Linked DNA regions of Homo sapiens: region 2 is linked to region 1. Evidence: read pairs that join two places in POLR2A ChIA-PET (ENCODE). Cell type or tissue: MCF 10A. All regions are shown on one strand.

What was found. Peaks named below come from ENCODE experiments on the same cell type or tissue, not always from the same donor. Only the 100,000 strongest peaks of a DNase experiment are listed, where the experiment ranks them.
Region 2: POLR2A ChIA-PET joins it to region 1 with 5 read pairs; 2 of 35 experiments call an interaction of 5 or more read pairs at or near these places.

What each region holds. Positions count from the first base shown.
Region 1 is chr10:18,003,692-18,007,691 of GRCh38, forward strand. All of the region lies in intron 12 of SLC39A12 (solute carrier family 39 member 12), which reads left to right. SLC39A12-AS1 (SLC39A12 antisense RNA 1) reads right to left here. Exons shown (of 5, transcript NR_038419.1): 4 at 620-717. Among named protein-coding and RNA genes, the nearest start is that of SLC39A12-AS1, 4.9 kb to the right of the region's middle. In MCF 10A, no CTCF peak of the experiment used is centred here; a DNase peak (open chromatin) is centred at 2,250.
Region 2 is chr10:17,822,794-17,826,793 of GRCh38, forward strand. MRC1 (mannose receptor C-type 1) reads left to right here. Exons shown (of 30, transcript NM_002438.4): 2 at 281-682. Among named protein-coding and RNA genes, the nearest start is that of MRC1, 15 kb to the left of the region's middle. In MCF 10A, no CTCF peak of the experiment used is centred here; no DNase peak of the experiment used is centred here.

The DNA.
Region 1 (4,000 bases):
AGCTTTGTACCTATATATGATGCCTGTATTTCCAGTTGAAAATGAAAAGTTCTGTCAATCAGCCAGCTATTTTATTTATACAATGCGAAAGTTCTGTTAAATAGCCAGCTATTTTATTTATACAATGGAAAATAATTCAACTGAATTTGTCATTGAATTAAATCACTGTTTGACTTAATTAACCAAATGTGTTTTTTAAATAATGATTACGTCTTTGAAGTTTGAATTGCCAAAAGGACAATTGCGCTGATGAAATGAGAAAGAAGATTTTTATAGTATTTGGTTTCTAAAATTGCAACGTATGTTTCCTATAGAGGTCCTTGCTGACCTTAATGATAACTCAGTCATTAGTTTTCTTTCTGTATAACCTGATGAGGGAATTGAACCTGGGAAATTTCACATTGTCTTGCTTCTTAAATTCTGGTCTCCTTAAGATAAAAGTCTTTTTGAAGGTCACTCTCTATTGGGCTTGTTTACAACTTTAAAAATATCTTAAGGTAAAATCATATTGATTATCCCTTCTCATGGGTTGGAATATGGCAAATAAAAATAAAATTAATTAACAAAAGAGGTACTTAAGGCTGAAATCAGGCTGTGTAAAAGTCAGATATGTTATTACCTGTGTCCTGGAGAAGAAAAAGTAAATAACCTTGAAGGTAATATGTGGAACAGATTCATTGAGATTGACTACTAATGAAGCAGAATCCAACCATTGTCCTGGAAGTAAAAGAAATATTTCATGAGGAAAAAAATACAGGAGGCAGAAACCTGTGCTAATAGAACCAGAATAGCAGTGCGTTGTTGAAGTTAAGTCTTAGTAAGGGGATTCTCAGAGTAAACCCTGCCATTTTTAAACCCCACTCTAAGGCTCCTGAGTTTCCGGATGTTTTTCTTAATTCTTATGAGATGCATGCAGATGAGGTAAACACCAAATGTCCTTCCATATTTAGAAATGTTCTTATATATTATCTGTGATGCTCTGAGAACATTCTAATTTTGATAGTAAAGTGAAAGTGGAGCAAATTTTGACCCAGCAATCCCATTGCTGTGTATATATTCAAAGGAATATGAATCATTCTATTATAAAGATACATGCAGCACTATACACAATAGCAAAGACATGGAATCAACCCAAGTGCCCATCAGTGACAGACCGGGTAAAGAAAACGTGATACATATGCACCGTGGAATAATACGCTGCCATAAGAAGGAATGGGATCGTGTCCTTTGCAGGGACATAGATGAGGCTAGAAGCCATTATCCCCAGCAAACTAATGCATGAACAGAAAACCAAACACAGCATGTTCTCACTTATAAGTGGGAGCTGAGCGATAAGAACACATGGACATAGGGACGGGAACAACACACACTGGGGCCTGTCGGGGGAGGGTGGGGGTGGGGAGAGCATTAAGGTAAAGAGCTAATGCATGCTAGGATTGATACCTAGGTGATGGGTTGATAGGTGCAGCAAACCACTGTGACACACGTTTACCTATTTAACAAACCTGCATATGTACCCCGGAACTTAAAAAAATAAAGTGGAGCAAATTTTACCCCTTTTTCTGAACCTATCCCCCAACCTGAGGTCAATGTTATGGAATCCTGCGATTCTTTCAACTTGAGAAATCTGTATTTCCAGCTTTGTTGTGACTTTGAAACCACAGTCACTCACCATTTAATGAAATGAGCTATACTTTGTTTAAACTAAACAGTCTTGAAGGTAATGTGTGGAGCACATCAGTCCTCAGATTCACTCTTGAGCTTCCTAATTTTCAACTTTCGATTTCTAATTTCTCTTTATGGGTCAGTTCAGGGCAATTGCTGGATTCTTTTGAAGTTTACTCTGTTTTTCACACAGACTGGTTCTCTCTTCAAGTAGGATGAATGTCGATGTCTGTAGTCAATTTGTTTTCTTTGCTTTTGTCTACTCTCCCAGAATTGACGGGGGAAGGTTATCAAGAGCCATTTGTCATGCAGAACCCTAAGCTAAGTATGTCATTTTCCTTTCAATGTTCCTGCTCCTTTTCTTGTAAGCATAAGCAATTGCTTAGAAGAAAGCAATGTGACTGATATCCTGTGAGATTCCAGCTGGCATAAATCTTGACCCTATTGCAAATGGCTATTAGCCGAGGAAAAACCAGCATCCTGGCAGAAAGACAGGAAAAAAAAAAATACTTGTGAGTTTCCCGGGGCTACTTCCTATCATCCAGGTCGCTTGCTCTCACGGCCTTCTGAGCAACTTCTAAACAAACGCAGCTCTTTCACATAGCAATAAGTTTAACTGTTGGTTTTCTCTGGGGCCATGCCAAAGAAAATAGTCGGTCATTTAAAGGGAAGAAAACAAGGTTGCAAAGACTCTGAAACAGTAAAGAAAATAAATGCAGCAACTAAGGGGTAAAGGGGAACACTAGATGGAATATACTAGTTAATTGCTAAATCCTGGATATTGACCAGGTACCTTCTGAACAAGGTTAATGTGAAAAGACTAGCTAGATCTTTGTTTGTTTGTTTTAAAGAAATTGGGTGTGTTATTTCAAACTCCCAAAAGAAGAAGAACTAGAGACATAAATGAGGCCATTAGCAATGAGGTCAGCAAAGAAGAAAGTCCTTTCTGGGGAAAAGTGCCAAACTTAATTCTCCAAAGTAGAATTGGCTTATTCAAGTATACTAACTCCAAATTGCACTGAAGCATGGCTAAAGGAAGTTAAGAATGAATGCCTCTCTGGGTGGCCAGAGGAAATTAATGCTCTGTTATGAAGATCAGTGTCCTAGACTGGGTTTCCTTCAAAGCAGCTGGGAAGACAAAGGACAGGGTGAAAGCAAGTCATTTTGGAGGTGATCCCAGGGAGCAGAAGTGAAGGACCGGCAAACTGAAACAGAGAAGGAAGAAAGGTCAATACCATCTGTGTTTTTATTAAGTTGACCAGGACTATGGGAACACCATCACACAGGACCTTCTGATGAGGCTCAAGAAATATGCCTCAGAATAGTTTACCTGGGAAAGGAAGAGGCTTTATCTACAGGCTCTTGTCCCTGTGTTCAACACTGGCCCTGCCAGCATTATCTCCCCATCTCCACTTCCAGGTTATACACACCTGAGTACTAAGAGCATTCCTGGAAAGGGGCTCAAGCCATCACATCAAAGAAGCCCAGGGCAGGAGAAAGAGGAATGCAGTGTGAACCAGAGGCAAGACTCTGCAAAACCAATCAACACCTCCTTGGAATGGGTCTCTGCAGCAGTGACTGGGGTCAGAGATGGGGCTGAGTGCATCTGAAATAGCACACGTGTGATGTCCATTAACGGTTGGCCCCTTCCACTCCTCAAATGCCCTCCTTTCCTCTTAACACCCATCTCTCCCCAAGTCCCTTCGTGGTGGTAGCCAGCCAAAATACCACAAAGACTTCATAGAAAACAATAAGTGGAAGAAGCTCCAAACCCTGCTGGCCCTGAGGCCATAGTTGATATTCTTCATCTCTGCTCTCCAGCATCCAATCCTGATCCTCCTTAGCTCCAGGCAGCACTTGGGTTGATCTACATCAACCCAACCCTGGGAGGGGCAACTTAGGTCTTCAATGAAGGATCTGAATGTTCACTGCTTTGTCCTTGTTAGGCTGTGTATCCTCTAGTTGCCTGGTGACCATTGTTACCAGGCATCAAGAAGCACCAAGAGATGCTCCAAGAAATCTGAATTTGTAGCTGTGTTCCTTCTCTCCTCACCATGCAGCAGCACCCCTAACTCCTCATGGTAACTGTTATAGGAAAGGAGTCCTAATCCAGACCCCAAGAGAGGGTTCTTGGATCTTGTGCAAGAAAGAATTCAGAGAGAGTCCACAGTGCAAAGAAAAAACAAGTTTATTAAGAAAGTAAAAGGATAAAAGAATGGCTACTCCATAGACAGAGCAACCCCATTGCTGCTGGTTGCCCATTTTCATGGTTATTTCTTCATGATATGCTAAACAAGGGTTGGATTATTCATTCCCCCCCCTTTTTAGACCATAT
Region 2 (4,000 bases), 180 kb before region 1:
TGCATGAGACTCCTCACAGTGAACTAGGACATTTTGAGAACATCCAGCTGAGGGCTGGTACCTTGGCAGGCCCTCAGTCCAGGTTCTCCTTCCAGCTTCAGGGATCCTCGAAGAGAGCTGGCCCAGGCACAGTCATCAGTACCTCTTTTCCTGCAATCTTAAGTCTTTAGGGAAATGGAAGAGTTGGAAACTTTTGACCTAAAAGATCGTCCTTGTTACATGAATCCACTTAGCCATGCTTGCTTTCTTCTTCTTTTCCTGCTTCTTTCTTTTTAAACAGACACCAGGCAATTTTTAATCTATAATGAAGATCACAAGCGCTGCGTGGATGCAGTGAGTCCCAGTGCCGTCCAAACCGCAGCTTGCAACCAGGATGCCGAATCACAGAAATTCCGATGGGTGTCCGAATCTCAGATTATGAGTGTTGCATTTAAATTATGCCTGGGAGTGCCATCAAAAACGGACTGGGTTGCTATCACTCTCTATGCCTGTGACTCAAAAAGTGAATTTCAGAAATGGGAGTGCAAAAATGACACACTTTTGGGGATCAAAGGAGAAGATTTATTTTTTAACTACGGCAACAGACAAGAAAAGAATATTATGCTCTACAAGGGATCGGGTTTATGGAGCAGGTGGAAGATCTATGGAACCACAGACAATCTGTGCTCCAGAGGTTATGAAGGTAAGATGCCTGGAATTTTCACCTTCGTGTTGAAATTTTCTCGTCTTCTTAGTTGGAACCTGATTCAAGAAAATCATCATGTTCTTGTTTGGCGTGTACTAGAAATATCAATTGATCAGCATCTTTGTGTTTTCAACTATTCTGTAGGACTATTCTGAGGACATGATGGTGAATAAATGTGATTAAAAAGTCCTGAATGATACTTCAGCTATTTTTACTTAATGGGAAGACATTCTTTTAACTTTCTCTGAGGTTTTATTTTTTTAACTATGGGCTACATTTTTCAGAAAATCGTTTTCATTGTAGTCTTTGACCCAAAGCCTCCTAGTTAACATTATAAAGTTGTAGTGATAAATACATTTAGCCAAATATGTCTTTTCCTTTAAGTTATCCCTGGAAAAATGATCCATAGAACATTCTTTCCCAATTTAGATTGCCTAAGATGAAATCTCGGCAGATCCCTTGGCGACATGGGATTCTAAATGTTACTGATTTATTTTGTCAGGTTATGGGTATTTAGAGACTGTAATAATCAGAAGATTATAAAATCTCTAGGATTAGCTTGTAAATTAATATGCAGTCTATTTAGTTAGCCATCAGAGAAGGTGATACCTCCAATGCGGTGGGAGGAATCCTCTTATATGTAGTTGGTTTCTTGACCTCTTGAAGGTTAAATAAAATCAGAGTATTTAGTTCTTTCTTATATTGACCAAATTTCACTATCTGGTGGCTGCACAGAAAACAAAACAAAAATACAACACAACTTGAAGGCTTGTTACAAAGGCTGGTCTCTTGAGTCAGATGATGTTATAATCACATTTTAGGTTTGGATACTTCGTTATTGTGAAGTGTTATCTAGAACAACCTCAAGGTCAGAGAAAGAGCCTACTTTTGGGGACAAGAGATAACCTGTTTCCAAAATTGCTATGTTACGGGGCTACTAAGATTGGTTGAACCTAGCTTATCTCAGCTAAGACTGAGCATAGCAATTTAGTTCTTTATAAGGCAATAATTTGTGAGCTTTCCATTTTCCATCTAGGCACAGAAGAAGGGAGAGTAGGAATTGAAGTACGGTGAGAGAAGGGCTCAGAAATAAGTTATTTTGAAGCATTTTTCAAACATAATATAGGTTTAGAAGTGATATGAGGGGCAAGCTAAGTGAACACAAAAAAAACCTTTCAGGAGAAACTCAACAGAAAATTACAAGGAAGGAGAAGGGTGAATTAAACTTGACGGAGTCAAATTCCACAGGTGGGACAATTGTGCTAATTGAGGAGTTTAACTTGAGGAAGATTGGCGCTAAGAAATCGGATTTTTATTTTATTTTAAAATATAATATTATGCTTCCCTCACCCCCTACCCTTTCTGTTTCCCCATTGGTTTTGAGACAAATATACATAGGGTTTGGGCTAATAGTTCTCAAACTTTAATATGCTTAAGAATCACTTGGAAAGTTTGTTAAAAATATAGATCCTAAGCTCCCCCTTCTACTAGATTCTTAATATACATATTGGGAAAAACCCCAGGAATCTATTCAATGATTTCTATGAAGACCCGGGTGATTCTGTGGCATAGGGTCTATTGACTACATTTTGCATACTCCCCAAAGATCTCCCAGCACTTAAGATGATCCTGCTCCTCAGTTCTAGCTCTGCAGAGTGACCACGAGATTGGGAACACACATTAGAACTGAAGACAGTGTCGAGAGGATGTATTGTAGGGTCTCTGTATCTCTGATGAGAACATGGGGGAGGGGTAGAATGGTGGAACTTTTTGAAAATAGGAATTATTTTAGAAGAATGGAACCAGAATTGTAGACTTAGATGGATTTGATGGTTATTTGGAAGTTCAGACTCCAAGAAGAAGACAAATTGACTGCAGTTACATGATGTGTCAGTGGGGTAGTTGGGGTTCTTTTGGCCTCATCAGTGTTGGGTGTATAGAATGGCTCAGTAGTTATTAAACAGAGTTAGTTAATAAAGCTGGCAGGCGTGGTGGCTCACGCCTGTAATCCCAGCACCTTGGGAGGCTAAGGCAAGAGGATCACTTGATTTCGGGAGTTCAAGACCAGTTTGGGCAACCTAGTGAGACCTAAACAAAATGTAAAAATAAGCTTGGTACTGTGGTGTTCACCTGTAGTCCGAGGTATTCAGGAGGCTGAGGTGGGAGCATTACTTGAGCCCAGGTAATTGAGGCTGCAGTGAGCCATCATTGCGCCACCTACTGCAGCCTGTGTGACAGAGTGAGATCCTGTCTCAAAAATAAAATAAGTAAATAAAGCTATATGTCATTGGCATCTGTAAATCCAGCGCTGAACATTTCTTGGCTAATGATGACCAGTACAACTAACCCCAAGGTGGTCTTGACTGGTTTCCTTTGTACGAAGAAACAGTCATCCCAGTGACTAAGAATGGCGCAATTATTTCTGAATACAGCGTGTTCCTAATACAATATATGATTTGGAGACCATTCCCATAACTTAGTGGAACTAAAGCTGGAATCGCATTTTAAAGTTATTAACAACTACCTTTTTGACAAAAAAGGAATTTTGAGGTCATTAAAAATAAACCTAATATTTAAAGAGGACTTGATAATTACAATGAGTAAAGGAAAAAGAAAAGAGGTCAATAACTCACATTATTGTGCTCTTACTATGCGCTACATGTTTTACAAGCTTTATATTATCAAAATGACTAAATGTCTTTTAAGAAATTTTTCTTCCTTTTTTTTTAAGATTTATTTTTTGACGCAGAGTCTCACTCTGTCACCCAGGCTGGAGTACAGTGGCGTGATCTCGGCTCACAGCAACCTCCGCCTCCCGGGTTCAAGCGATTCTCCTGCCTCAGCCTCCTGAGTAGTTGGGATTACAGGTGCCTGCCACCATGCCCAGCTAGTTTTTCTATTTTTAGTGGAGACAGGGTTTCACCATTTTGGCCAGGCTGATCTCAATTCCTGACCTCTAGTGATCCGCCTGCCTTGGCCTCTCAAAGCGCTGGGATTGCAAGCGTGAGACAAGCTAAGAACTTTTTCAAGTCGTAGAATCTGCAAAATGTAATGAATTCCTACCTAGGATAAATTCTGAATGTCAGTTGGTGGCAAGAGGTCAAATACTTTAATGTAAAAAGTTGTTATCTCTACAAAGATGGAGACTTTAAACATACTGGACAATGTAGCTATGTGCATTGTTTGGTTCTTAGTGGAGAGATGAGCTTCCTTAACCTTTTTGGCTTAAGCCAAACCATAATCAACAATGATTCTGTGTTTGTTTCAATTAACATTTCTAGTTGAACCCAGAGCTTCCCACTCAATCTGTTGGCC